2 separate regions of the Mus musculus genome follow, and region 1 is linked to region 2. Evidence: chromatin loops called from intact Hi-C (ENCODE). Cell type or tissue: heart. All regions are shown on one strand. Links, peaks and the distances in the headings refer to the core of each region. The heading gives the core; the rest is flanking DNA. Region 1 has its middle 6.7 kb from the start of Gm40096. Region 2 overlaps Prpf3 (pre-mRNA processing factor 3).

What was found. Peaks named below come from ENCODE experiments on the same cell type or tissue, not always from the same donor. Only the 100,000 strongest peaks of a DNase experiment are listed, where the experiment ranks them.
Region 1: a loop joins it to region 2, with 2.4 times the contacts of the local background. A loop is called at or near these places in 5 of 42 quality-filtered maps.

The regions. Positions count from the first base shown.
Region 1 is chr3:95,512,562-95,523,080 of GRCm38, reverse strand. No RefSeq gene overlaps it. Among named protein-coding and RNA genes, the nearest start is that of Gm40096, 6.7 kb to the left of the region's middle. In heart, for the core only: a CTCF peak has its summit at 5,459 (motif pointing left); DNase peaks (open chromatin) are centred at 1,640 and 4,010; H3K27ac peaks cover 5,639 bases.
Region 2 is chr3:95,838,543-95,849,061 of GRCm38, reverse strand. Prpf3 (pre-mRNA processing factor 3) reads left to right here. Exons shown (of 16, transcript NM_001316751.2): 4 at 1-147; 5 at 1,214-1,297; 6 at 1,467-1,687; 7 at 3,831-4,137; 8 at 4,710-4,876; 9 at 8,313-8,392. Among named protein-coding and RNA genes, the nearest start is that of Prpf3, 12 kb to the left of the region's middle. In heart, for the core only: a CTCF peak has its summit at 6,341 (motif pointing right); no DNase peak of the experiment used is centred there.

The sequences.
Region 1 (10,519 bases), core at 725-8,724, 330 kb after region 2:
CTGCGGCAGGCATCATCTCAGTTGAGGTCTCCTCTTCCAAAATGACTCTAGCCTGTGTCAAGTTAACAAAAACGCAAAAAAGATGATGTCTACCGAGATTTAAAAAATGTAAAATAGGGTCTAGTGACACGTGTCTATAATTTTACTCTTTGGGAGGTAGAGGCAGGAGGATCAGGGATTCAAGATCATACTTGGCTACACGATGAGTTGAGGACCAGCTTGGGCACATGAGACCCGGCTGATGAAGGAAGAGGGAAAAAAATTGGGAAAAAAATTTTCATACATTTTGATCATGTTTTTCCTCATGATCAAAATTATTTTATTTATTTGTGTGTGGTTTAAATAGATACACAGTGCTCCTGTGCCTATGTTGGGGCCAGGAGAGGACACTGAGTCCCTTAGAGCGGCCCAGGGGGAGTGTCAAATGACCCTTTCACAGGGGTCACATAAGACCGTTGGAAAACACAGATATTTACATTATGATTTATAACAATAGCAAACTTACAGTTAGGAAGTAGCAACAAAAATAATTTGATGGTGGGGGGAGGGGTCACCGCAACATGAAGAACTGTATTAAAGGATCATGACATTAGGAAGGTTGAGAACTGATGCCTTAGAACTAAAGGTACAGGCTTCTACACCCAGTGTGTTACATGGGTGTCACAGGACCAAGGGCCTCTCCTGCCACTGAAGCCAGATAAATCCCCTCAGCTCCTCCATTGGGGTCCCTGTGCTCAGTCCAATGGTTGGCTGTGAGCATCTGCATCTGTATTGGTCAGGGTGTGGCAGAGCCTCTCAGGAACAGTTGTATCAGGCTCCTGTCTGCAAGTGCTTCTTTGTGTAGCAGGCATCCTTCCTGGTTTAAGGCTCGTTCCCCACACCCAGGGTCATTCCCCACAGCCCGACTCATTCTTGAGCACTTTCCTCAATGCAGAACAGACTTCCCTGTAAATCCCATCTTTGTTGTAGTCGTGTTGTTTGGGGGCCTTGCACCTTGCTGTCATTCTTTTTCTGTTTTGTTTTGTTTTTGTTTTTTTGTTTTTCAAGACAGGGTTTCTCTGTGCAGTCCTGGCTGTCCTGGAACTCACTCTGTAGACCAGGTTGGCCTCGAACTCAGAAATCCGCCTGCCTCTGCCTCCTAAGTGCTGGGATTACAGGTATGCGCCACCACGGCCCGGCTTCCTTGCTGTCATTCTTGTCTCTTCCTGTCAAGACTGGCTTTCTCCATTCCTTAATGTCTCTCCAGAAGATCCACGTGTAGAACTCGCAGGAAGCCCCTTCCTTGACGACCTCTCTCCCCTTTCCCCATCAGTGATGTTGTGAACCCGACAGACGGTAGCACAAGGTTAGGACTTTATTCCACACTGTGCCATGTACGGTCCTTTAATTCTCCCAACCAACTTTAAAAAAACACATACAAGATCTGAAGTGGCTCTGGCCGTACAAAGCTCCCAGTACGTAGTAATTGGAGGCAAGAGGGTGGGGAGGAAGTTGGGCAGAGAAGAAAGGAAAAGGATCCTTCCGGAACATTCCACACCACAAACTGGATTTTGTACAGTAGCTTCCCTGGAAATGGCGCGCACTGGCTTGCTCCATGTTGCTTTAACTAAAGTGATCTAGAAGCATTGCAAGGCAGGACACTAGAACGCAGTGCCTTGATGATGATGATGAGAAGTTCCCAGAACCCCTCGGAGGGAAATGAAAGCAGAAAGAGGAAGCCTCGCTGCAGGGCCACCGCTCAGTCCTCGCTAACTTCTGAAATCATCACCTCTCTGCTTCGTGGCCTAGAAACAGTTGCTTCAAGTTTTTCCTGAGAAACTTTACTTAATTTTAGACGACTCTCATTTTCTTTCTTTCCCTTGGTGGGAAAACAGCTTTTTTTTCCACTGGTGCATTTAAAGTTCCCCAGCTATGGAGTGGGACCAGTTCTGGGTGAGAGCCACACTGCATTACACAAAGCTCAGAGGATCTGAACTTCAACTTCCTCCTCCTCCTCTTCCTCCTCCTCCTTATTGGATATTTTATTTATTTACATTTCAAATGTTATCCCCTTTCTTGGTTTCCCCTCTGCAAACCCCCTATCCCAATCCCCCCCCCCTTACCTTGCTTCTATGAGGGTTCTCCCCCACCCACCGACCCACCCACTCCTGCCTCACTGCCCTAGCATTCTTCTACACTGGGGCATCAAGCCTTCACAGGACCAAGGGCCTCCCCTCCCACTGAAGCCAGATAAATCCCCTCAGCTCCTTCAGTTCTTCCCCTAACTCCTCCATTGGGGTCCCTGTGCTCAGTCCAATGGTTGGCTGTGAGCATCTGCATCTGTATTGGTCAGGGTGTGGCAGAGCCTCTCAGGACACAGTTGTATCAGGTTCCTGTCTGCAAGTGCTTCTTGACAGCAGCAATAGTGTCTGGGTTTGGTGTCTGCATTTGGGATGGATCCCTAGGTCGAGCAATCTCTGGATGGCCTTTCCTTCAGTCTCTGCTCCACTCTTTGTCCCTGTATTTCCTTTAAAGAGGAACATTTCTGGGTTAAAACTTTGGACATGGGTGGGTGGCCCCATCCATCAACCGGGGGCCTTGCCTAACCTCTGGATATGGTCTCAACAGGTTCTCCCTCCCCTTTGTGGGGTATTTCAGCTAATGTCATCCCTGCGGGGTCCTGGGAGGCTCTTGCTTTCCTGACATCTGGAACTTTCTGGTTGCTACCCCCAGCTCCCCCTCCCCCATTGCTACACAGCTCTGTTCAATATCATGACCCTCTGGTTCTTAGCCCTGAAGTTGAAATGTGTGCCGGCCACTGCCAGGTCCACTGGTGTTTTAAGGAATACTGGGAGTGCCATATAGGAACGGAAGGGGTGAACTTGTTAAGCTATTCAACCTGTGATTGGTGCTGTTTTCCTGTCATTTTAAGGGTCTACCTATTGGGTGGGAGGGAAGATGTCAAATAAATAAATAAATAAATAAATAAGTAAATAAATAAATAAATAAATAAATAAATAAATAAATGTACAATTTAAAAATATTACGATTAAACATAAGCTGGTTTCTCATAAAAGAAATTTAAAAGAGTCTGAATTTTAAGACAGTACAATGGCTGCTTTTTGTTGTTTTCTTTGTTTGTTTGTTTGTTTTCGAGACAGGGTTTCTCTGTATAGCTCTGGCTGTCCTGGAACTCACTTTGTAGACCAGGCTGGCCTCGAACTCAGAAAAGATCCTACCTCTGCCTCCCAAGGCATGCGCCACCACGCCCAGCTCAATGGCTGCTTTTTGTCTCTGTTAATTTACACAATTGTACTGGGAATTTAATAACAGGCATTATTTTCACAATAAAATTGCTACTCCCTACCCTTCCTCCAAGAAACACAGGGAAGAGAGGTAGACATGCTTAGCACAGAGGGTTTAGGAAGGATAACTGGGGGACTGGGGAGACACACAGTGGGCTAAGAATGTTTGTTCTGTGACTACGAAACCCTGAGTCTGAATTCCAGCCCCCAGCTAACAAGCCAGGTGTGGCCCCATGTCCTTGTAACCCTAGCATTTCAGGGTGGGGACAGGTGGATCCTCAGATCTTGCTGGCCAGCTGACCTAGCAGAAATGGCACACGTCTGGTTCAGTGAGATAAACTGTGTTAAAAGAATATGGTGGATAAAGATAGAGGAAAGCACTTGGTGCCTCTCTGGCCTCTGCTTGTGCATGCAGGCATGCACCTACATATTACAGCCACATGCAAAGGACATACACAAGCACCTACATATTACAGTCACATGCAAAGGACACACACACGCACCTACATATTACAGTCACACATATATCAAAGATCCTGTCTCAAAAAACTAAATAGCCACCATTTCTAGACCATTTATAAAGTAGATAATTTTTAGGGTAGTTTTGGGTTAAAAAAAAAAAAGAATCGAAAGTAGAGTTACAATAAGCTTCCTGCCCCCACACAGCCAGACTCTGCAATTTCCCCATTTCCCTCCATTCCTGTTAAACAGCAGCGTCATCTCCCTGTCTCCCCACGCCTAGAGCGCTCAGTTGGTTCTGCTCCTGGTTGACTTCGCTGTGTTAAATACCCCCTGTGTGCGGGAGCACAGTATGTGTTTGCTTGGCTTGCTTCACTAGAATTTTTTCAAAGTTCATACACGTAATAGAATAGAGCAGAATTTCTGACTGTTTTGAGATAGGATCTTGCTACATAGCTCAGGTTAGTCTGGAGCTCACTATTTAGTCTAAGCTAGCCTTGAACTTGCAGCAATCCCCCTGCTTCAACCTCCCAAGTGCTGGGACTACACACATGAACCACACCTAGCTTTTACTTAAGTTTTCTTTGCTGTCTGTATTTATTTTTAATTTTACGTGTATAGACAGTTTTGCTGTGAGCCCTGGCTATCCCAGATCTCCATCTATTATAGTCCAGGCCTCTGTCTTACACTGATCCCCCTGCCTCTGCCTCCTGTGTGCTGGCATTGCAAGTGTGATCTACCCCACCCAGCCTTTCTGAGCCTTGCAAAACAGAATTTGTAGTTTGGAGAATGTAACTTTTGTGTTCTTTTTGCTTTTTCTTTATTATTTTGGATGTTACTTTAAATACAGTTGTTTTCTTAATTTCATTTTCAGTTGGTTAATTAAAAAAGAAATACCCTGACTTTTGTATCTTTATTTGTGTCCTGTAGCTATGTCAAGCGCATTACATTAGTTCTGATTGTTTTTCAATGCACTTCCTGGAATTTTCTATACATAAGACCTTTTATCCACAAAGAAAACAAAACACAAAACCAAGTACCTTTATTCTCTACATCCATAGGCCAGACATTGTGGTGCATGCCAACCCTGGGGAGGCTGAGACACAAATTACATGCTGGCCTGGGTTATACAGTGAGTTCTAGGTTAGTCTGAGTTAGAGCTAAAACCTATACAAAATTCAAACAAACAAACAAACAAAATCAGACTGGGCATGTGTGGTACATTCCTTTAGTCCCGGCACTCAGGAGGCAGAGGCGGCAGATCTCTTGAGTTCAAGGCCAGATTGGACTACCGAGTGAGTTCCAGCATGGCCAGGGAGATACAGAGAAACATTTCTTTAAAAAACAGTGTGTGTGTGTGTGTGTGTGTGTGTGCGCGCCCGTGTGTGTCTGTGTGTATGGGTGTGTGTGTGTGTGTGTGTGTGCGTGTGTGTATGTGTCTGTGTGTCTGTGTGTATGGGTGTGTGAGTGTGTGTGTATGTGTGTGTGTGTGTGTGTTTCCGTGTGTGTCTGTGTGTATGGGTGTGTGAGTGTGTGTGTGTTTGTACGCGCGCGCATGCGTGTGTGTGTGCATGTAAATTGCTTCAGGAAGCTGGAGAGATGGCTTAGCAGAATGAGCTTATCCAAGTTATCAGAGTTTGGATGCCAGCTCAGGAATGCCCGCAATTTGAGCGCCAGGAGATCTGGTGCCATCTTCTGGCTTCTGAGGGCACTGCACCTCCCCCACTATAATAAAACCCAAACAAATCATTTAAAAGCCTCAGGAAAGAAAGCCGTTATGACTGTAAGTACCAAAGTGACAGACTGGATTACCGCAGTCCTGACAAGCACAGTGTAAGTAGAAAGCCGCTTAATGATTCAGAAAAGCTTTCCAGTGGCAGAGGAGTTGGAAACTACAGGCAAAAAATAAACAATACTGAAGTCTCACAGATCTTCTGGTTTCAACAAAGCCTGTGTAATTAAATGTAGAGCATGCTATTATCATTCGTATGCCTTCATTTCTCTCTCATTGTGTCTGTGAAGATCATGAGAACCAGTTCAGATTACAGTAATAAGCACTGGGACCCTGGACACAAAGATGAAGCAATTAATCAAATCATCAAGCCATTAAATCAATGAATGTGGAGGTGACTGCAGAAGCCAGGGCCTGCAAAGTAACAACCCACAGGAGGCAAGAAGAAAATCTGTCTCAACCTCACTTAGTCAGCCAATGTTGGTTCAGACTTCTAGAGTCAGACCCAGAGGGTTTATAGCAAGTATACAGTACAATTTAGAAAAAAGCTTTATGAAGATGGGTTCTAGAGAGAGGCCACATGTGTTATCTTACGGGACTAGGGGAGGATCCCACCTCTGGGCCTGGCTGTGGGGATCTGGCCATACAGATAACACAAAGGTCACCTGGACTACTAAGTATCTCAGGTCCTGGCTGTGGTAGCTTGGTGTGGCCTGGCTCTTCAGAACACACAAATCACCAGGTTGTTGACCACCACCACTCCAGCCTTCTGGGTAGAAAGACAGGTTACACATGTCTCCTGTTGGAGAGAGACAAACCTGCTTAACACTCCTGGTTTCCCCAGGGCTTATCTGTGAGCACAAGGTCCTTTGTGCTCCCGCCACAGCGAGAGGGGAAAGTGTGTGTATAGGGAGGGTGGGAGTAGGTGACTGTTAAAGAACAGAGCAGACTCTTCAGAAATTACATTTGTTCATTGAGTGTATGTGTAAAGTGTGCACATACCACTGTGTGTGTGTGGAGGTCAGAGGGCAACTTGGAGGGATGGCTGCATTACTTCTCCCGTGTAGGTCCTGGGACGGCTTGACAGCAAGTGCGTTCATTGCTGAGCCATCTTGCCAACCCTACAATCAACTTAATATTTAAAGTTGAACTGCAGCTTGGATACTGACTTGAAGTAACCAACAGTGAAAAGGTGCTTTAAGCAACTGGAGAAAAATTCAGAAAGGGACTATGTAATAAACGAGACCAACAAGCAGTTGGAGGGCCTAGAGAGACAGCTCAGTGGTTGAGACACTTGCTGTTTGCAGGGGACCCTAAGTTTAGTCCCCAACCCCCATATCAGGAAGCTCCCAGCTGCCTGCAGCCCCAGCTCTGGGAATCCAGCATCTTCTGAACTCTGCAAACGTGCACTCACACAAATACACATAATCACAAAAACACAAAACTTTTAAGCCAGGAGCAAGGCTGGAGAGATGGCTCAGTGGCTGCTCTTGCAAAGAACATGGGTTCAGGTCCCAGCACCCATGTGACAGCGCACAACTGTCTGCAACTCCAGTTCCAGAGGATCCAATGCCTTCTTCTCACCTCCCTGTGTACCATGCATGCAGGTAGAACACACATATACATGCATAAAAAAACTTAACAGGTTGTTTGTTTGTTTGTTTTATAAAGATTTATTTATTTATTATATATAAGTACATTGTAGCTGTCTTCAGACACACCAGAAGAGGGCATCAGATCCCATTACAGATGGCTGTGAGCCACCACGTGGTTGCTGGGATTCGAACTCAGGACCTTTGGAAGAGCAGTCAGTGCTCTTAACCACTGAGCCTCTCTCCACTCCTTGTTTGTTTTTTAAAGGTAGGGCCTTGGATGGTGACTGTTATCCCACTGCTAAGGAAGCAGAATGGGAAATTCCCTAGTGCCCTCTGGCCGGCCAGCCTAGCCTACGCGGAGAGTCCCTGGCCAGTGAGTGACCTTGTGAAAAGATGGGCAGCATCTGAAGAACAAGGCCCAAGGTTGACCTTTGACCTCCCACATACACAATGACTGGACATCCCAACGTGTGCAGTCCCAACCCCACAAACCACTGAAAAGACTGACAAACTATTTTAAACTTTGTGTCAGAATATCAACTAGGAATTGGAACATTATTTATAACCTAGAATATGGAAAGTAAACATTTGTTTAATGGGAGCTAAATAAATATGTACTTCTAATTTTTTTTTTTAGTTACTTATTCATCGTGTCTGTTTGTGGATCAGACACCTTGCAGGAATCAGTTCTCCTATCTGTCACAAGGGTCTGGAGGACGGAGTTAGAGTCATCCCGCACGGTGGCAACAGTGTTTACCCCGAGCCACCTCACCAGCTCCTGAGCAGCTTCTCAGTACAACTCACTGCTCCTACAAATATAGTTGTTTCTGGGTCAAACTTTATTACCCCCATTACTTACCATCATTTTGGAGGAATGCAAATACACAAGAGAGAAACTAAAGGCAAATTAGAAAAATAAGAAAGATGAGATTTACCTCTGGGTAAATACATTTGCATACTAAAAAAATTAAAGAGAATCTGTAAAAGTGTCTTTTCTTTGCTAGATATTAATTGTGGTCTCAGGCTTACCGCCTCTGTCGGCTAACCTAGGCCTAGTCCCAGAAGTGTTTAGCCTCCGTACACTCTAACCTAGGCCCAGAATGTTTTAGCCTCGGCGACTTACTGCTGAGCCAGCTCACCCCTTCCTAGTTCTTTCTGAGCTCTGGCTGGCTGACTCAACTCTGCTGTTCTGGATCAAACTCCTTTTCAAGCTGACTTGATTCAAGTCGGATTTTCTTTTAGCCTCTGAATTGCTCCGCTTGGCTTCTAACTAACTCCAGCAATCTTTTCTAGTCTTCTGGCTCCTTCTCATTCTCTGGCTCATTCTGTCTTCACCTGTGTCCAGCTTGTTCTCTCTTCAATCTGTCTCTGTAAAGCTCTCCTGGTAACACCTCCTCCTCCTCCCTCTCTGCTGCTCCACTCTCCCTCTCAACTCCACTGCACTGCTCTCCCCGGACTCTGCTGTATCCCTGCGCTGCACTCTCCTCTTCCTCCTGCGCTGTCCCTTTCCTCTCTCTTCTCCTGAGAGTTGGGCATATCCTATTCTGTCACGTTTTCTGCCACTCAGTTAGACATCACTTTCAAAGATGGGTGTTTCCTTTTACAAACTAACGTTACTTGTTTGGGATTAAAGGTGAGTACTAACAGCATGCCTGTATTGTAGCCAGAGGGATTAAAGGTGTGTGCTAAGTACTAGGTCACACCCTAACTAGGAACAGGTTCCAATATCCTGTAACAAGAATCAATTGAAAAATTCATAAAGAAATAAAAACAAGGTAGCTTACTATGAGACAGAAATCAGTATTTTTCAAATATGTAAATACACCCATTTCAAATATACATATATGAGAAAATTATAAGACATGTTAGAAATAACCACATTTTAATATGCAAAATGTAATAAAAGGCAAACTTCCCATAAAAACACTTATCAAGAAACTAGCAAAAAGCCTGCAAGACACCTTAGCATAACCTGTTACCAAGACAAAAGACCTGAGTTTGATATCTGAGACATTCATATACAATTTTAAATTTAAAATTTAAAAACAGAAAATCTAAAGGATATTCTTTAGGCAGAAGTAGATTCTAGAACAAGGTAAAATAATTCTGTAATTTTGTCCAATAGGGAATCAGCTTGTCTTTAACAGTCAATAAGCACATTCAGGTTAAAAAAAAAAATGTCTCTTGTGGATACAACTCAGCAGCAGAATACACTCCGGGGACACTAATTGCTTCAACTGGGATGCAATTTTGTATCTTTTCTGTCTGCTAAACCTAAACCTAAACCTAGGGAAGATTTTGGAGCTGTCCTTCTATGAAGGACCCTCCCCCTCTTTAAGGAACAGCAGAGCAAATGTAGAGACCAATGAAATGTTGGCTTATGTAGCAGTTTTCTCCGAGATTAAAACCTTCCACTTTTGGAGGGGAGCTCATTTAAAAGACTCAGGATGTTCTTAGGGAAATAAAAAATTCCATCCTGCTGGATCAGAAAGTGAACAAGTTAACAGTTTCAGGAAGTTCCTGAAGCTGACCAGATTTACTAGGTCTCTTACTCTTTTTTTTTTTTTAATTAGATATCTTCTTTATTTACATTTCAAATGCTATCCCCTTTCCTACTTTCCTCTCTGAAAATCCCCTATCCCCTTTGCCCCTCCCCCTACTCCCCAACCCACCTACTCCCAATCCTGGCCCTGGCATTCCCTTATACTGGGGCATAGAACCTTCACAAGACCAAGGGCCTCTCCTCCCATTGATAGCCGACTAGGCCATGCTCTGCTAAATATGCAGCTAGAGACATGAGTACCACCATATATTTTCTTTGATTGGTGGTTTAGTCCCAGGGAGCTCTGGGGTACTGGTTAGTTCATATTGATGTTCCTCCTGTGGGGCTGCAAACCCCTTCAGCTCCTTGAGTACTCTCTCTATCTAGGTCCTTCATTGAGGACCCTGTGCTCAGCCCAATGGATGGCTGTGAGCATCCGCTTTTGTATTTGCCAGGCACTGGCAGAGCCTCACAGGTGGCATCTATATCAGGGTCCTGTCAGCAAAATCTTGTTGGCATCTGCAATAGTGTCTGGGTTTGGTGGTTGTTTATGGGATGGATCCCCAGGTTAGGCAGTCTGTAAATGGTCATTCCTTCAGTTTCTGCTCTGAACTTTGTCTCTGTAACTCCTTCCATGGGTATTTTGTTCCCCCTTCTAAAAAGGATTGAAGTATCCACACTTTGGTCTTCCTTCTTCTTGAGTTTCATGTGTTTTGCAAATTGTATCTTGGGTGCTCTGAGTTTCTAGGCTAATATCCAATTATCAGTGAGTACATATCATGTGTGTTCTTTTGTGATCAGATTACCTCACTCAAGATGATATCCTCCAGAGCCATCCATTTGTCTAAGACTTTCATAAATTCATTGTTTTTAATAGCTATATAGTACTCCATTGTGTAAATGTACC
Region 2 (10,519 bases), core at 1,384-9,383:
GAGGTGTTTGGTGATGACTCTGAGATCTCAAAGGAATCATCGGGGGTAAAGAAGCGGCGGATACCCCGTTTTGAGGAGGTAGAAGAGGAGCCAGAGGTGATCCCTGGACCTCCATCAGAAAGCCCTGGCATGCTAACAAAGCTCCAGGTTAGTTAAAAGAAGCAAAGGGATTTTGTGAGTTGTGGCACCAGGCTCACAGTGATCATGATTTGAGTTTGTGTTAACCATTTGAGGAAGTTTTACTTTTTCCTTTATATTTTAGCAGTCTTTGGTTTGATCAGAAGTAGCCCAGCTAAGGATTATTGACACTGTATTTATTGAGCACCTAGTGTGTTACTTCATCGTTTGCCCAGTTGTCTGCCTCATCAATGTTGGAAAATGAAATGAAATGATAGCACTTAGCTTGACTATATCTTTAGAGCTTCTTTCTGCTCTTCGTTAGAACATAACAAGCATCGAAAGAGGCCTTGCACCATTGCCCATGCATACCTACAGTAGGAATTCAGGGGCTGATAACATGATCATTAACATTTTTAAAGACAAAGTCTTGCTGTTACCCTAGCTGGCCTCAGACTCAGATCTGCCTGCTAGTGCTTCCCAAGTGCTGAGATTAAAGGTGTATGCTACCATGCCTGGCTGATAACCATGATTTTTAAACATAGTATGAATTTTTATGTGCATGCAGGAACCTGTGGGAGTTAGAAGTATCAGATACCCTAGAACTGGTTAGAGATGGTTGTGAGCCACCATATGGATGCTGGGACCTGAACTCAGGTCCTAAACAAGAGTGATTGGTGCTTTAGCTGTGAACCATCTCTACAGCCTCCCTGTCCACTTGAATGTAGGAATGAATGTTAGGAAGTGTGCATGTACTGCTTCCCCTCTTTTAGATTGATGAGAGGTTAAGGTATTAATGCCTTATCCAAAGAAATACAGGCAGAAAGTGTGGTACAGTTCTAACCTCATATTGTCTGAGTCTCAGTCACATATACTACCTAATATATCAATCCTAACATGGGGGGAAAAGATTGAAAAATTCTAGTGCTTAAGGGTATAGGCTTATCTTTAGCAAATTTTCTTGTCTATGGTATAGATAATATATTTATTGTGGAGACATTCACAATCTTTTAGGTCTCTAGAACTGAATGCTTTTTAATTTAGGAACATTTATGGGAGGAAATAATCTTTTCCACCTTTTCCCTCTGGAGAACAGATCAAACAGATGATGGAAGCAGCAACACGACAAATCGAGGAACGGAAAAAACAGCTGAGCTTCATCAGCCCCCCTGCACCTCAGGTATGGTGCCTGATTGCTCGGAAAAGAAGAGTTAGCACAAGGTTGTTGTCATTCATCCACATGAGAGGCCGGAAAGGGCTCCAGTTGTCCACCATAATCTGCCATGCTGTGTATGTATCTGTATGCCTATCACACACTCTCTGATTTCTTTTAATCTCTTGTCTTATAGCCAAAGACACCTTCTTCTTCCCAACCAGAGCGACTTCCCATCGGCAACACTATTCAGCCCTCCCAGGCCGCTACCTTTATGAACGATGCCATTGAGAAGGCGAGGAAAGCTGCCGAGCTGCAAGCCCGAATCCAGGCCCAGCTGGCGTTGAAGCCAGGGCTTATTGGCAATGCCAACATGGTGGGCCTAGCTAATCTCCATGCCATGGGCATAGCTCCACCGTGAGTATCTTTCACACAGTCCCATATCACTTCTAAAAGTTCTGGGGTAGTTATTTAAAGGTAATTTACTTGAATATTACTAACTTTTTTTTAAAAGACGTATTTATTTTATTTATTTTATGTACGAGTACACTGTCCTGTCTTCAGAAACACCAGAAGAGGGCAGTGGATCCCATTACAGATGGTTGTAAGCCACCATGTGGTTGCTGGGAATTGAACTCAGAACCTCTGGAAGAGCAGTCAGTGCTCTTAACTACTGAGCCATCTCTCTAGCCCGTTACTGACTTTTTTAAACTCAAAGAACATTAAATAATTTCTTAAAAGTTTCCCTTTCTTTTTTTGGTTTTTCGAGACAGGGTTTCTCTGTATAGTCTTGGCTGTCCTGGAACTCACTTTGTAGACCAGGCTGGCCTCGAACTCAGAAATCCACCTGTCTCTGCCTCCCAAGTGCTGGGATTAAAGGCGTGCGCCACCACCGCCTGGCAAGTTTCCTATTTTTAATAAATGATTTTAATTCAGTTACATTTTTTGGCTTTATTGTAGTTTGTTGTCTGCTTATAACTGATAGAACTAAAATAATACTTTTCACTTAATAATGGAGGTAAGAATAGAATCAGATTTCTTGGCTTATTACTTAAGAGCTTCAGCCATTAACCAGTATTGGTCGAGACCATATGTTAGATGGGTGGCACATGGTGGTACATGTCTGCAACTCTGTTACTCAGGAGGGAGAAGCAAGAGTAGTGAGGTAAATATGAATCTAGACTAGTCTACCTAACAAGTTCTTAGCAAGTCAGAACTACATAGCAAGACCCTGTCTCGTTTGTGATTGTTCTGGCATCCCAAGACTAATTCAAGAACTTAGGAACAGATGATAGAGTTGCTTCCCATGCATCCCAGTGGTAGAACATCTGCCTAGTATGCAGGAGGCCTTGGGCTCTCAGACTCTTGAACCACCACAAAAGGGGTGGGGGTGGAGGGAAATGACCTGGAAGATGGTTCAATGGTTAAACTACTGGCTGCTCTTCCAAAGGATTCAGGTTCAATTCCTAGTATCCACATGGTAGCTCACAATTGTTTGTAACTCCAGTTCTGCAGGATTCAACACACTTACATAGACATACATGTAGGCAAAACACCAGTGCACGTGAAATAACAACAAAAGAAGCAGGGGTGAGGGTAGGGGTGGAAAGGTGGCTAAGTAGTTAAGAACACTTGCTGCTATTCCAGAGGACCAAGGTTTGGTTCCCAGCACCCACAGGTTGGCTAACAGCCATCTGTAAGTCCGGTTCTAGAGGACTTGAAAATAAATTTTGAAAAAAAGAGAAGAATTTGGGAATAAAATAAGATTAGATAATGGCCAAGTGGTAGTGGTGGCACATATAATTTCAGTACTTATGAAGCAGAGGCAGAGGCAGGGAATCTCTGAGTTTGAGGCTGGTCTGCTTGGTCTACATAATCTGGTCTATATCCTGTAAGTTCCAGGATAGCCAGGAGGAAAAAAAAAGTATGATTTTAGAATTAATTTCGTTAGATTATGCCCTGTATCTAAGTACTTAATTTGATGTATTTTTTATGGTAACCCATGAACTTGAATATTCTGTACAAATGCTCTAATACTGAGTGAGTTATATCCTTAGCCAATACTGAGATATATCTTCAGCCTGGTTTGATGTTTTATATTAACTCTTAGCTAAAAAGCAGAACTAATTTACATTGGTTTTGGTTTTTGTTTTTTTTTTTTACTGTTTTGTTGTTGTTGTTTCAAGATTTATTTATTTTATGTGTATGAATATTTTCCTGCAGGTATATCTGTGTAGGTCATGGGTAAATAGTGTCATCAGAGGTCGGAAAGAGGCATAGGATTCCCTAGAACTCAAGTTACAGACAGCTGCAAGCCCCAAGTGGGAGCTGAAACTCAAACCCAGGTCCTCTGCTAGAGTATCCAGCACTCCTAACTGTCCCCTTACTCTGATTTTTTTTTTTAATGGAGATTTTATAAAGCACTGACAAGATTGCCTTCCCTAAGGTTAATTTACAGTTGTCTTTGATAATTTTGACTCCTTTTGTTTTCTGTTGGGTTTTCCTTGCTTCAAGGTTCTATGTAGGATTTATTTCTCTGAGGGATGTTTTGTTTTTTCAGGAAAGTAGAGTTAAAAGACCAAACTAAGCCTACCCCATTGATCCTGGACGAGCAAGGCCGCACTGTGGATGCGACAGGCAAGGAGGTGGAGCTCACACATCGCATGCCCACCCTGAAGGCAAACATTCGGGCTGTGAAGAGGGAACAGTTCAAGCAGCAGCTAAAAGAAAAGCCATCAGAAGACATGGAGTCTAATACCTTTTTTGACCCCCGAGTCTCAATTGCCCCTTCCCAGCGCCAAAGACGCACTTTTAAATTCCATGACAAGGGCAAATTTGAGAAAATTGCTCAACGATTACGGACAAAGGTAATTTAGAAGCTCAGAAGCTGACACAAAGACACTTTTAGGTCCATATTTTTGGGAAATAGAAACATAATTTAAAACAGTGTAATTGGTTTAAGTGCTATATTCTTAGACTATTTATTGTTTACTCGGTTTCTCTTCCTGACTGCTTTCTGCTTGTATAGAGCACTCCCCATTGACCAACAGTTGAGGAAAACAGTTCAAAGCCAGTTTCCTGACTTCTTTTGATGAATGATAACCTGATGTTAGAATTTACTACAGAAAATCTACGTGCTTGGGAGAGTTGGATTGAATGTAGTTAATTAAATAGTCCCTTTTGTCTTCTCAGAATGAGGTTTTCGTAGAATCCCACTAATGTATATCTACAGTATGAGTGAAAGGAGAGACAAGAGTCAGAGGACTAAGTAAACTGCGTAAAAAATAAGGCAGTTTATCTTTCAAATCCTTTAGAAGTTGTGAATTCATTACATTAGGTATTAGAATTTAATAAGGGTTAAATTTGTTATTAAATTTGTAACTCGACAACTTTCCTTTGCTCCAACTTACCTTCCTATCTTGTTTGATCTTGCTCTTAGGCTCAATTGGAGAAGCTGCAAGCAGAGATTTCACAAGCTGCTAGAAAAACAGGCATTCATACTTCGACTAGACTTGCCCTCATTGCTCCCAAAAAGGAGCTAAAGGAAGGCGATATCCCTGAGATTGAGTGGTGGGACTCGTACATCATACCCAACGGCTTTGACCTGTGAGTGTTAAATGCCAAGAGAAAGGTGCTACAGACACCTCAAATACCACTTTAAATGCAAAGGGAATAGATAACTACACAACAGATTTTCAAGCTGTCTTGAGTTATATTTAGCTTTTGGGGTTAGTTTACCAAAATCAGAGACAAATAATGCAAAGTGAGTCTGAAAAACATATTTACTTCTTTATTTTTGCAGTGCTGGCAATGAACCCAGGGCTTATTTTATCTTGCCATATTTTCAAGTTTTATATTTTTTCTTACTATGTATTCTATATATTTTACATGTTTATAATGATCCATTTATAGGTCTAGGGACCTAGTTCAGTGGTTGAACATGTGCCTAGTATATGGAAGGCACTTAGGTCTGATCTCCAGAACTGCAAAAAAAAGAAAAGAAAAATGTTTATTGTTGTTTTTTTTCCCCCTTTAAATTTGTTTAGTTGTGTGTGTCTGTCTGTGTGCTCATACACATGCAGGTGTACATGCCCGTGTATAGAGCTCAGTGGACAGTTTTGTCAGTCTTTCCTTCTGCATTATTGAGATGGGTGTGTGGGGATGGGGGTGGGGGGTCACTCTTGTTGGCTCCAGTGTGTTACACATAGGATTTGGCCAGCCCATTCACTTTTTCCAGTTCCCATTTAGTTGTAAGAATACTGGAATTTCAGATGTGTGCCATTACAGCCAGCTTTTTTTTTCCTATTGTATGTGTGTGAATGGGTTTTTTGTTTGTTTTGTTTTTTTAAGATTTATTTATTTTATGTATGTGAGTACACTGTAGCTGTCTTCAGACACACCACAAGAGGGCATTGAGTCCCATTACAGATGGTTGTGAGCCACCATGTGGTTGCTGGGACTTGAACTCAGGACCTCTGGAAGAGTAGTCAGTGCTCTTAACCACTGAGCCGTCTCTCCAGCCCATGTGTGAATGTTTTGCCTGAATAGCCTGCATGTGTATGTATGTGCACCACATGTTTCCTTAGTGCTTGAGGAGGTCAGAAAAGAGGGTCAGATCCCCTGGACCTGGAGTTAGACCTTTTGACAAGTCATTGTGTGAGTGCTAGGAACTGAACCCAGGGCCTCTGGAAAAGCAGAAGTGGGTTATTTTGGTCGGTTGGTTAGTTAATTGGTTTTGCTTTTTTGTTGTTGTTGTTTTTTTTATTTTTTGATGGCTTTATTGTTGTTGGGTGTTTTGGGTTTTTTTTTTTTGACATGTTTTTTCTAGATATCCCTGAAAACTTTGTAGTGGTGTTCAACACCACCTCCCAGCCTAGTAGAATAGAAGTGTTTTTAGCCATTGAGCTATCTCTCTGGTCCTCTTGCTTTATTTAGTAATTGATTACTTTTCATTCTTTTTTTTTTTTTTTTTAGGTTTGTAGTGGGATTCTCTGTTTTTGTTTTTGTTTTTTTATAAGATTTATTTATTTTATATATAAGTACACTGTAGCTGTCTTCAGACGCACCAGAAGAGGGCACCACTGGATCCTATTACAGATGGTTGTGAGCCACCATGTGGTTGCTGGGAATTGAACTCAGGACCTCTGCAAGAGCAGTCAGTGCTCTTAACCACTGAGCCATCTTTCAGCTCTCATTCTTTTTCTTTTCGTAGGTTTGTTTTTTGTTTTGCAGGGAGAGATTTTGATATAGAGTCTCACTATGTAGCCATGGCTGACTTGAAACTTACTATGTAGAGTGTCCTTAAACTCAAAGACATCCACCTGTCTCTGTCTCTGTCTCCTGGGTACTAAGATTAAAGGTGTGTACTGTCACTCCTGGCATTTTTTTGAAGTATCAGTAATACACTATAGTAGCACTCAGAACCTCATGCAATTTAAGTAAGTGCTTTACTACAGAATTATATCCCTACCTATTGGACAAAGGTTCGAAATTTATTGGTCCAATAATAATAATAATAAACTTTTATTAGCTTAGTGTAACTAAGTTTGCTCAGTTGGTAAACTATTACTTTCTGTTTAGTCTAGGATATGATTTCACTAGTTAAAAAGCCTGGTATGGGAACTCAGAAATTAAGAGCATTTAATTAGGGGCTGGTGAGATGGCTCAGTGGGTAAGAGCACCCAACTGCTCTTCCGAAGGTCCGGAGTTCAAATCCCAGCAACCACATGGTGGCTTACAACCATCTGTAACAAGATCTGACCCCCTCTTCTGGAGTGTCTGAAGACAGCTACAGTGTACTTACATATAATAAATAAATAAATCTTAAAAAAAAAAAAAGAGCATTTAATTAAATTAACTCAGCATCCAAATGATGGCTTACAACCAACCACCTGTAACTCCAGTTCCAGGGGAATCCAACTCCCTCCTCTGATCTTTGCAAGTACCGGGCACATATATAGTACACATACATAATTGCATGCAGAACACAAAATAACCTGTGTGTGTGTGTGTGTGTGTGTGTGTGGAGGAGGTGGGGAGAGGGAAAGGGAACAGGTGTGAGCATACCAGGAATTATATAATGGTTTGGACCTGTAATCCCAGTACTAGGGAGGACAGGGATAGGAGGATCCCTCCAGTTTACTGGCAAGCCAGTCTATAAGGTGGAGAACGATTGAGCAAGTCACTCAGTGTCAGCTCTTTTGGCCTCCATTCAAATGTGCACACACATGCGCAATATACACATGACAAAAGCTTTATTGGAGAACTATGCATCTGTTTCTTTATTCTGATAATGGCTTTAGCAGCCTGTGTCATAACCTTTTTTACTTTTCAAACCATTTATTTGTCAGCTTGTTTCTTGGTGACTCATTGTTGCTAATCAGAAAATATATTTGGAGCTGGAGAGATGGCTCAGTGGTTAAGAGCACTGACTGCTCTTCCAGAGGACCTAAATTCAATTCCCAGCACACACATGGCAGCTATCAATTGTTTTTAACTCCAGTTCTGGGGATCTGTGTGAGGCGGGATCTGGCGCCTGTACACAGACATACATGCAGGCAAAGCACCAGTGCACATAAAATGAAAATTTATCAAAAAAAGAAAATAGGCTGCCTGTCAGGGATATCGAAGCTGAGATTAAGATTGAGAATGACTGGTATAAAGATGTGCAACATTGGTGGTTTGTATGTATGTCTGAATGAGGATGGTGGGTCTCCTAGAACTGGAGTTAGAGACAGCTGTGAGCTGCCATGTGATTGCTGGAAATTGAACCTGAATCCTCTGGAAGAACAGCCAGTGCTCTTAACTACCATGTCATCTCACCAGCCCCAACATGTGCAAGTTTCATGAGACTTCTTGTTTGGAAAGTTATGTGTAACCTAAGTAAATGATATAGGTAGTACATAATATAGTAGAACAGATAGAAAATGGATATTTTTTCATTATGTTTCTAAACTATTCTGTTTGGTTGTTTGTTGTCTAGGCTATTTTTTATATCATCTCTACCCACATATCTTGTTTTCTCTTCTTCCTCCAATTTTAGTACAGAGGAAAATCCCAAGAGAGAAGATTATTTTGGAATCACAAATCTTGTTGAACATCCAGCCCAGCTTAATCCTCCAGGTAATGTACAGATTATCCAACTAAGGTTCTAGATCACGCAGCATTAGCCACAGAATGCATGAGCTTTCTGTCTGTGCTTTCCAACCTATAGCCACAGGTGATTTTTTTGTTTGTTTGTTTTTGTTTTTTTGTTTTTTCGAGACAGGGTTTCTCTGTGTAGCCCTGGCTGTCCTGGAACTCACTTTGTAGACCAGGCTGGCCTCGAACTCAGAAATCCGCCTGCCTCTGCCTCCCGAGTGCTGGGACTAAAGGCGTGCGCCACCACACCCGGCGTGATTTTTTTTAAATGATTTATTTTTTATTTGCATTGGTGTTTTGCCTGCATGTATTATCTATGTGTTGGATTCCCTAGAACTGCAGTTGTAAACAGTTATGAGCTGCCATATGGGTGCTGGGAATTGAACCTTGGTCCTCTGGAAGAGCAGCCAATGTTCTCTGGCCACCTTTGCAGTCCCCTTGTATTTTAAATTTTAGTTAAGTAAAATGGCAGAGCTGGCTAGTGGCTACTGAGAGACATTGATATTAATTTGTGGGTATTACAAGCTGAACTTTTTATTTATTTTGGTATATTATTTGTTTATTTTGAGAATGGGTCTCACTATGTAGACCATGATTGTCAGGAATTTTTAGAGATCCTCCTGCCTCTGCCTCCTGAGTACTGGGATTAGAGATGTGCCCACCTTGTCCCCCTCCTCCCATCTGTTTTGGTTGTTTTCATGTCCTGGCTTCCTTTAGCATTCTTAGCATTAAAGCAACAAAATCTAGCTAACTCTTTGGGTGCCCAACATAGGCACTACTATATTATTTAGGTTACTTGTTATGGAATATAAGCCTATTTGTTCCTGTGTCTGGGTAGGGTAAGGGTTGTGGAGTGAGGAGTCTGTTAGAAATGCAAAGGTCTCTAGCCTGAGACACTGATAAATGGGAGATGTGCGCATTCTTTCACTTCCCCAAATCACTTGGGATTTCTTAGTAAAATTCTAGCAATGGTCACCCCATGTGTATGTATGTGAGTCACATGTTGCTGGCCCCATTTGTGATCTTTGACTTTATTCAGTCTTCTTTCCCCCTTTTTTATTTTATTGATTTTTTTTTTATAGTTAAGTCTGTTAGTTTGGTTAAAAGAGATAGGTGGTTTAGCTGATTGGGTCTGTGACCCCAGCATTGTGGGGAATTGTGATTCGATGTAAGCATGGGATACAAATGAAGACTCTTATCTATCTCAAAAGGAGAACATTTTTGCTTACTTGATTACCATATGTACTTTAAGATAAAGACAGCAAAGGTTGTAGTTGTGGGTCTGGTTTCCGTAGGTGAGTGCCTTCAGTTAGTCACTTAGAACTTGAAGAATTTTTCCATAGAACAGCTGAATGCCTTCTTTACAGGGTACATGCTTACTGGCAGGGCATAATGATGATGCTCTTATAATCCTAGTATCAGGAAGTTGATGTAGATAAATCACTTCTAAGTTTGAAGCCAACTTGGGGTGCATAAAACCTGTTTTAAACAAACAAACAGAAGAGAGATAAATAGATCTTAAAGGATTTTAATACTTTCCCTCAGGATGAACTGAGATAGTACCATAGTGACATTCACTTGGCCATAGTTCCAGTAAGTACAGAAGAATATATCGAGACCTTGAAATAACGGTCGGACATCCTTTGTCTTAAATGCTTGGGACAAAAGTTTTTCAGATGCTGCTTTTTCAGTCTTTTAGACATTTTCATAGCATTTGAGCATTTCTCATGTGGGAATTTGAAAATGTAATCATCAAAAAGTTTTAATTTCAAGAGATAGGGGTGGCTCATTGGGTAAAGCACTTGCTACACAGATGTGAGAGACAGACAATCCCTAGAACAAGCATCCTGCCTCAGTGTACAAAGTGGACAACAGTCAAGGAAGACTCCAATTAGCCTCTGGTCTACATACACACAGGTACATACATGTGGATATGCATGCGTGTCTGCACACCACACATACAAAACAAGTCAAGTTTAAAAGGCTTCCAGGGTTTCTGAAACTGGGAATATAACTCAGTTGGTAGAATGCTTGTCTAGCATGCATTAACTCCTAGGTTGGATCTCAGCCCTACATAATCCAAGTATGGTGCCATACACTTTTAATGTC